Linked DNA regions of Mus musculus: region 1 is linked to region 2. The links are chromatin loops, found by intact Hi-C in ENCODE. Cell type or tissue: left cerebral cortex. All regions are shown on one strand. Links, peaks and the distances in the headings refer to the core of each region. The heading gives the core; the rest is flanking DNA. Region 1 overlaps Exph5 (exophilin 5). Region 2 has its middle 6.5 kb from the start of Ddx10.

The links. Peaks named below come from ENCODE experiments on the same cell type or tissue, not always from the same donor. Only the 100,000 strongest peaks of a DNase experiment are listed, where the experiment ranks them.
Region 1: it touches region 2 in a loop (3-fold over the local background); 2 of 42 quality-filtered maps call a loop at or near these places.

Annotation. Positions count from the first base shown.
Region 1 is chr9:53,326,707-53,331,104 of GRCm38, forward strand. The region is part of intron 1 of Exph5 (exophilin 5); the gene reads left to right. Among named protein-coding and RNA genes, the nearest start is that of Exph5, 27 kb to the left of the region's middle. In left cerebral cortex, for the core only: no CTCF peak of the experiment used is centred there; a DNase peak (open chromatin) is centred at 1,657; H3K27ac peaks cover 1,748 bases.
Region 2 is chr9:53,252,400-53,256,797 of GRCm38, forward strand. No RefSeq gene overlaps it. Among named protein-coding and RNA genes, the nearest start is that of Ddx10, 6.5 kb to the left of the region's middle. In left cerebral cortex, for the core only: a CTCF peak has its summit at 2,158 (motif pointing right); DNase peaks (open chromatin) are centred at 2,168 and 3,963; H3K27ac peaks cover 465 bases.

The DNA.
Region 1 (4,398 bases), core at 91-4,090, 74 kb after region 2:
AAGGGAAGAAGGGAAGAAGGGAAGAAGGGAAGAAGGGAAGAAAGAAGGAAGAAGAAGGAAAGAAGGGAGGAAGGGAAGAAGGGAAGAAGGGAAGAAGGGAAGAAGGGAAGAAGGGAAGAAGGGAAGAAGGGAAGAAGGGAAGAAGGGAAGAAGGGAAGAAGGGAAGAAGGGAAGGGAAGGGAAGAGAAGAGAAGAGAAGAGAAGAGAAGAGAAGAAAGACTTAAATAATTCAAAGCTGAAGGAATGTTGACTTTTAAAGTCATTGTTAGTAGATCGGCCACACCCATTTGCAGGTGCCCAGTGAACAGCTGTTCTCGTTGCTGCTTCTCCTCTCTGTGCTGCTTGTCCTCTCTGAAATACACACAGCATTGACTTTTCATTCTTGAGAAATGGGTTGGTTGTTTATACATCAAGAAAGATTATTCTATACCTATTCATGTCAAAGACCTAGATTACAATGCCCTCTGTGCCACCAGAGTTATGGTGTCATTTGTAATATTCAAAGCCTTTCTCCAAAGACCCACTGAAACTTTATGAATAAGTATTTAATACACTGTAAAGAATGAGCCCAACTTTTGTTTCTGAGATTCTGAAAAAATTGAGATACCTTCAGTCCCAGCACTCACCGGGCAGAGGCAGGTAGCTCTCTTGAGTTTGAGGCTAGCCTGGACTACAAAGCCAATTCTAAAACAGCCAGGGCTACAGGGAGAAATTCTGTCTGAATAAGTAAAAACAAAAACAAACAAGCAAACAAACAAAAATACTAGCATCCAAAAGCTAAAATTATATCAAATAACAATAGTGATATTACCAGAAAATATCTTTAAAAAATATTAACCCAAGGCTCTCCAGTTGGTGAGTCTATGAGATGGCTCAGTGGGTAAATGTACCTGCTGCTGAACCTGGTAGCCTGAGTCCAATCCCTGGGGCTCACATAGTGGAAGGAGAGAACCAACTCCAGCAAGTTGTCCTCTGACCTGCACGAGCACACTGTGGCATGCACACACCCCTGCTGCTACAGATGCCCATCTTTACACACTCAAGCTTTTATAAATGTCCAAAAACAAGTTACATAATTTTCATGCACTTGTATTTCTAGCACTATTACTTCATTTTAGTTCAAGTACAGACTTAATTTAAGATTAAAATAAGATTTTTTTTTCAGCACTGTTTCAAGGAAAGGTTTTCCTCCAGAGCCTGGGCTTTCCTGGAAACGCCCTGCACACTATTACCAACCCATGAGCTTTAATGGCCCCACGAAGCTCTCTGCCAACGACTCCTGCCATGGACTGTGCCTGTGTGACTTGCACTGTCCCTGGTAGGAACCCAAAGAGCCATCTCTTCATGGCAGTGACATTGGGAAAACACAGGCTGCTTTCTCCACAGTCCTAGAGGAGATGCTGAGTGGGACACTTTCTTCCTCCTGGCTTGTGTGCTTGATCTGTGTATGAGGGCAGCTTGGGAAAAGCTCACACATCTCCTATGAGATGTTAAATTGAAGCTAATGCCAAGCAGACTAAATACAGTGTCCTAACACCTTTAGGACTTACACAGTACAGAGCATTAAGCGGGTTGAATATGATAACTGCATTTTAATCACAGGATGAGAGATGACCCAGAATTACTGCAGGAGAATGTGGCTTTTTGGTAGCTTGTGAAAACACCTCTTTCTGTCTTCTTTTTCTGGCAGGATGTGTCTAAGAATACGCATTACATTTAATGTGGGAGGAGTGAGGGAGCATGGCTCTCATTCTTGCTGCTGTATAGGAAGGAGGGATGCTGTGCATATACTCAAGAGGGTATAGCCTGTTACCTAACTGCATATGTAGCAGTACAGAGGATGTGGTCAGAATTCAAGATGTAGTTGTCTTTGGAGAACAGCCACAAATAACATAATAAACAAACCCAAGGTGTTGAGATCACACACTTTGCCTGAGAATCCTTTATTTGCACTTCTGCACCTCTAGAATCCTAACACTTAGCTTGTGAGTCTTCTTGGAGGTGTCTGAGCAACCATATAAAGAGAAGTAAGAGGGGGCAGCAGCTAACAACTTTAGTTCCTAATTCCCTTGTATTCCTCTGTTGACTATTCAATAGCACTCGTTCACTGCCTGCAGTGAGACCTGGTCCTTGGCTTGGGGCATTGACAATCTATGAGGAGAGTCAGGCAACATGAAAAAGGTTTAGAGACTCTGCAGAGAGAGCAGTTTCATTATAGACAAGTGTTGAGTATCTCAGGCTCCAGGGTTTATATAGCAAGCTGGACAAAGTCTACCTACTTAATGAAAGGGGTTTGACATTAGTCAAAGGGTTACTTATTTCATTCATCTTTTTACAACCGTGAGTGACTTATCTTTCAGTTTCATTTCCCTCTAGTATAGGGATTTGTGGGTATCAAGGGGGTTGACTTCAGGATACCCGCCCCCAACTTATATACCAAAATGAGAGACACTAAAGTCCCATATATAAAATGTCATGTTATTTGTATATAACCTGCAAAAACCCTCCCAGATATTTTAAATTGTCTTTAGATTACTGAGAATAACTAATATAATGCAAATGATACATAAATATACAATGCAAATGGTTTATAACTATACAATGCAAATGATATGTAAATAGCCACTGTGCTGCCTTTCTTAGGGACGAAAGGTCAAATGACACTTGCACAGGGGAAGCCCAGCAACATTGTTCTTGCATCTTTGTCTCCAGTTGGTTGAAGCCAAGGATAAGGGCACTACAGCTATAAAGGACTGGCTGTGGTATAGCACCTCCCTCACTGGACTCCCCAATGTGGCCTTTGCCACTTAGCATATGCTTAACATTTCTAGCTCCCTTTGGGGCAGGGGGAGCAAGGTGATGTTACTGTGTTTAAGTTCCCAGGGTACTCAGTTGCATTATGAAAGTACCAGACACAACACAAAACGGTGCCTTCATCTTCCTTCAGGCCCTTGCCTGTGGGAAACAGTGCTGTCTTTTAGTTGTTTCATTTTAATTGTGTGTTCACTCAAGAGTGAAATCCCAAAGAGAAAGGGCAAGAAAATGAAAGGACAGTGGATACCAGAGAATGGTGTGAAGATTTGCCCCCAATACAGAGGCCCTCCGGAGACAAGGGGCCGAGATCTCAGCTAGAGCTAAGTGTGGGCTAACTGAGCACATTCTTTCATGAAGGTGGCCCTCCCAGACCTTTGTAAATGTTTGCATAGAGTCACAGCAAGGAGACTGCCAGTGCAGTCTCCAGGTCAGCATTTCACACGTGAAGAATCAACTTCAGAGAACAGAGTTGTTCCCACATCCATGTGCCCTCCTTTGTCCTCTACTTAGTGAGAGCTTCCTGAGTCTGCCTGTGTCAGGCATCATCCAGAATACAAGACAAATAAAGGCCTTGTTCTCATGGGCGGCCTTTTGTGAAGGCAGAAGACATTAAATGAAGCAAATAAATGAAGAAGATTAATGCAGTTTAAAACACACACACACACACCCCACACACACCCCCCCACACACACACCACACACACACACACACACACACACACCACACACACACACACACACACACACACACACACACACACACACCAAGAAATTTGCGAGACAGTGACTGCAGGTAGGAGGAGGAATGATTAGTTTTGAAAAGTTAAGGAAGGGCTCTGCAAGGCTGTGACGGTTTGCCTAAGACATAAATGAGACCAAAGAATGCCCATGTGACAAAGGGACAAATCACAAATCGGGGTGGGGAGAGGGCGTGGACAGCTAGGACAGTGCCCGACCAGAGCTGGTTTAGCTCCCTAGAGGAAAGAGGCCATATGCAAAGAAAGGAAGACTTTATGATTAAGAGTGGTCAAACTGGCAGAGGGCCAGTAACGTACAGTTTCAGAGACTACGGGGTTCAAGCTTGTATGGTCGGCAGGGTAAGAAGCTACAGAAAGATTTGACGAGAGGAGTGGCCTGAAATGGCCACGTGAGTATTGCCTAGGAACTCTTCCTTGTCGCCCTGACAAAGTCCCTGCCACAAGCAGCTTAAGGAAGGGACAGGTTTATTTTGGCTAGAAGGTGAAGGATGCGGTCTGTTGAAGGGGGGAAGGGAGGGAGTCTTGGCAGCAGGCTGGTGAGGCAGCTAGTCCCATGGCATCCACGGTCAGTGAGCAGAGAGAGATCGATTCTGATCTTCCCCCCCCACACACACACACACTTTCTCCTTGTCATTCATGGACCCAGCCCACCCATGCGATGACTCAGTTGATGGAATGCTTGCTGTGAAAGTAGAGAGTGGGTTCCGATCCCCAGTACCTGTGTAAAAAGTCAGATATAGCCACTGACCTCTGTAAACCCAGCATTGAGGAGGTGGAGACAGAGGCTTCCTGGAGTTTACTGGACAGCCAGACTAGCTGAATAAATG
Region 2 (4,398 bases), core at 245-4,244:
ACTTATTTAAGATAATTAAGCAATACATAATGTTTAACAAATGGTAATGATGTTAAAAGTTTAACCACTCTCTAAATAAAACCCTTTTCTTCTCAGAACTCCATATATTCACTTTGAAAAATATCTTTTAAGCTGGGTGGTAATATCACATGCCTTTAATCCCAGCACTCAGGAGGCAAAGGCAGGAGGATATCTGAGTTTGAGGCCAGCTTGGTCTACAAAGCTAGTTCCAAGACAGGCAGAACTACACAGAAAAACCCCATTTGGAAACAAACAAAATTTTAAAAGAAAAGAAAAAGAAAAACATCTATTAGAACTTATTATATTAATCAAGATTCTGGAAAAGAGCGGAACTGATAGAATAAACGTATATGCATATATATTTTAAAGGGGATTGATTAGCTTGGTTTACAGGATGTAGTCCAGGTAGTCCAGCAACTTTTGTTGAATTAAATTTTTTTGTATTAAGGAAAAGTGTTTTTTAAAGGAACCTGCACAGTAAGACCTTTCCATGAGCTCAGAGAAAGCCAGAGGCACTCAGGGAAAATCAATGCATGCATCCTATTTCCTCTTCCCATTTAGTTGTGTCTAGGGGATTATGTGTTTAGTGAACAGATTGTCTAAAAGAAATTCAAACAGATCCTAATCGTGAATCCAATTATAATTAAGAAAATAATTCATATCAGTTCATGTTTACTGTCACTAACATTGACAAGCCTCTGGAATATTAACATATGAAAAGACATATCCATATGATCCACATGATTTTAATTCATATGATCTATAAATAATATTGATATTCTTAGCAAAGGTATCTCCACTTACTAGTGTTATATAAAAACTTATGTGGGTATCAGCAGCAGCAGGTGACAATAGCAAACTCCTAGCAGCCTAAGGATTTCCTCCCACTTAGAGACACTCAGATAATGCCAGATCCTCGACTTCCCTCAAAAACTTCTTCAGGATTTTTTTCTCAGTGAGATTCTGGACTTAGCCAGAGTGAAGCCAAGTTAGTGAGTTTATCAAGTTAGTGAGTTTAGATAGAGCCATGTAGGAGATGAATAGTATACTAACCAAAGACATTGGTACAGATTTACTGAGAGCCAGATGTCCTTGAGTGTCTTAAACACACACATATACATATATGAATACATATATATATATATATATATATATATATATATATATATATATATATGATCCCGTAGCTTTCTGAGTTATAGTCATCAAAGATTAAAGGGGAATTTACAAGGTTAAAGATTAAGAAAAACTTAAAATTTTAGAATGATTAAAGTTAAATAAAAATATATGAGTTGGTATGTTATTTATTTAACTTTTTATTTTGTGTCTATGGGTGTTTTGCCTGACTGTATGTATATAAACCACATGCACATCGTGCCTGAAGAAGACAATACAGGATGTCTGACCACCCAGAACTGGAGTTACAGACAGTTGTTAATCACTGTGGGGGGTACTGACTGGGAACTGAACCTGGGTCCTCTGAAAGAGCAGGGAGTGCTGTTATCTGACGAACCATCTCTCCAGGCCTCATGCTTACATTTTATATTATTATTTTTTTCTTGTGTCAATGAAATTGTAAGGTGGTCTTATGAGGTTTAAACTTAGAGAGGAAAAAGGAGGGCTAATAAACATGGTTAATTGTTGTATTTAACACCCTTGTTAGAGACATCTTTAGGAAAACACATATTATCTCTGTATGTATTAAGTTGACGGGTCTTTTTGTTTGTTTGGTTGGTTGGTTTGGTTTGGTTTGGTTTGGTTTTGGTTTTCGAGACAGGGTTTCTCTGTATAGTCCTGGCTGTCCTGGAACTAACTCTGTAGACCAGGCTGGCCTCGAACTCAGAAATCTGCCTGCCTCTGCCTCCCAAATGCTGGGATTAAAGGTGTGTGCCACCACGCCCGGCTCTAAATTGACATTTCTTTACTCTCAGCAGGAAAAGTAAACTAGATTCCAGGGGAGGGGCATTCTTCCTTTCTCGTGTCTTCTCGACTTTTCCTCCTCATGTCTCCACACCTAAGAGTTCTAATATTCTAAAAATGCTTGAAAACTCGTTCCCTAATCACGTTCAACTTCTAGCACTAGCCACTACATGAAAACTTAGGACTGCTCATTATTTAGTTCACTTCTGGCCAGCAGGTGGCAGCAGAAGATTAAGTGCCACTTTCCCCTGGGGCTTAGATTCAGTTTGCCATGCATTTTTATAGCCACCAAGTACTTTGTTGGTGAGTTGGCCTGTTCTTCTACATCATTGAGCCTTTGAGATGTTTGCAGTTAGTACTCTTCAAATTGTCTAGAATAGTTCTGAGTTGCTTTTTTTCCCACATACTGTTTTTCTTTTTTTTTTTTTAAGATTTATTTATTTATTATATGTAAGTACATTGTAGCTGTCTTCAGCCACTCCAGAAGAGGGAGTCAGATCTCGTTAAGGATGGTTGTGAACCACCATGTGGCTGCTGGGATTTGAACTCTGGACCTTCGGAAGAGCAGTCGGGTGCTCTTACCCACTGAGCCATCTCACCAGCCCCATACTGTTTTTCTTAACAGCAGTTAGGAAATGCCATACAGAGCTGGGTTTGTTACATACACTGTCTCTAAGCATCTCCCAACCTATTTTCCAGGGGATGAAGCTAATCTGAGAGGTGATAGAGCTCAGTCCACAGAGAGCTTGCCTAGCTTTTGTGGGGCTCTGGGTTCAGTCCCCAGCAGTACATAAAACTGGTTGTGGTAGTTCGTGCCTGTAATTACAGCATGGGAAGGTAGAAAGGCAAGAGAATGAAAAGTTCAAGGCCATCCTTGGCTTCATAACAAGATTGAGACTAGCCTAGAAAACATAAGACACTGTCTCAAAAATAAGTAAATAAATAAGCAAACAAAACAAAAATCCTCCAATATAAGAAGGATGAATGATATTCAAGAGGATCAACAACCTGATAAATGAAGGCCCACACTGCTGGGTCTGTCTTCAATAGAAACTCTTAAATGTCTTTTTGATAAAGTGCTGGAGACTGCTGTAGGCTATGATGAGGCAAAGGATGCATTAAAGGTGCTAATGGCACCAAAGGCTGAGATGGACAATGAATGATAGGCTTCATTCACTCCTGAGATACTACAAAGTGTTACAGCTGTTTTAGAAGACGGGTTCTTATAAACCTACATATTCTCTAAACATACAGCCACCACACTGTACCCAACAGGTTTGAAAGCTTATGTCTGCACAAACATCCACAAACAAATGTTTAGAGCCATTGTTCCATTGTTACAAGTTGAATTTGAAATGTCCCACAGTTTCACACGTTGAAGGCTTGGCCCACAGCAAGTAATAGTATTACTTACTTAATTAAAATTATTTAATAATATTATTAAACTGTGGGGTTGTGGAAAAACGTAGACCTAGCTGGAAGAAGTCTGTAACTCAGGGCAGGAAGGGGAAAGTTTGGAGCCATCTTGTCTCTGCCCCTTCCTTCCCTCTGCTCCACAGCCTCTCTGATGTAAGCAGCCTCCGCTGTGTAGGTCCCACCACCATGACAGTCTGCCTCATATCAGGCCAGAGCAGACGCTTTGGAGGAAACTTCTAAAGCCATAAATTACATAAAAATTTCCTCCTTTTGGACATTTACAACAGTGACCACATCTACCCTACCCTCCCCCCCCCCTAAAAAATAAACGCAGGTAAATTTTTCAGATAACTTACAGTAGTTTGGAATAGAGATTGCGATCACAGACAACCTTGTCATGATTAGTGGTAAGTAATCCTATCAAATGATTATAGAAATGGTATAAGCAAACCTTTGAAACTGCATAGAAAACCAACCATCAACACAAAATACTGTTCTCATGTAAGACTATTTACCCTCATCACCAGTTGGTCCAGGGCCAGCCATGAAGATGCCCGCTGAGCAGCCCACGCCTGAGTTCCACCCTCGGGACATGCGTAGCCACTGAGCCTTCTCTCCAGCCCCCATTATTCATTCACTGTCAACAAGATTTTGGACATAGGCATGTGATGGGCAAACTGACATACTTTTAACAAAGAAAGAATTATTAATAACTTACCTAATATATAAATTAGGTCTGTCCTGGGCAAAAATGGGACATACCGGTCTCTCCTCAAATTGCTCCAGTGACTATTATAGTAAGTCTAGTGACATTGTTTCAAATAACAAAATGTCAATTTTTATTTTAGAGGTTGGGTTTGAATGAACTAACTCTGTCCTCTATCAAAATCCCACAGTGAAATGAAAATACAAATCATCGTCGTATTACTTAATGTAGAAGATAATAAAGCCCTAGATCTTAAAATTATATTTACAATGCCAAAGACTACCTCTCCTTAGTTTAATTTGACATGGGTTGCTAAGCCGAACTGAACATAATTA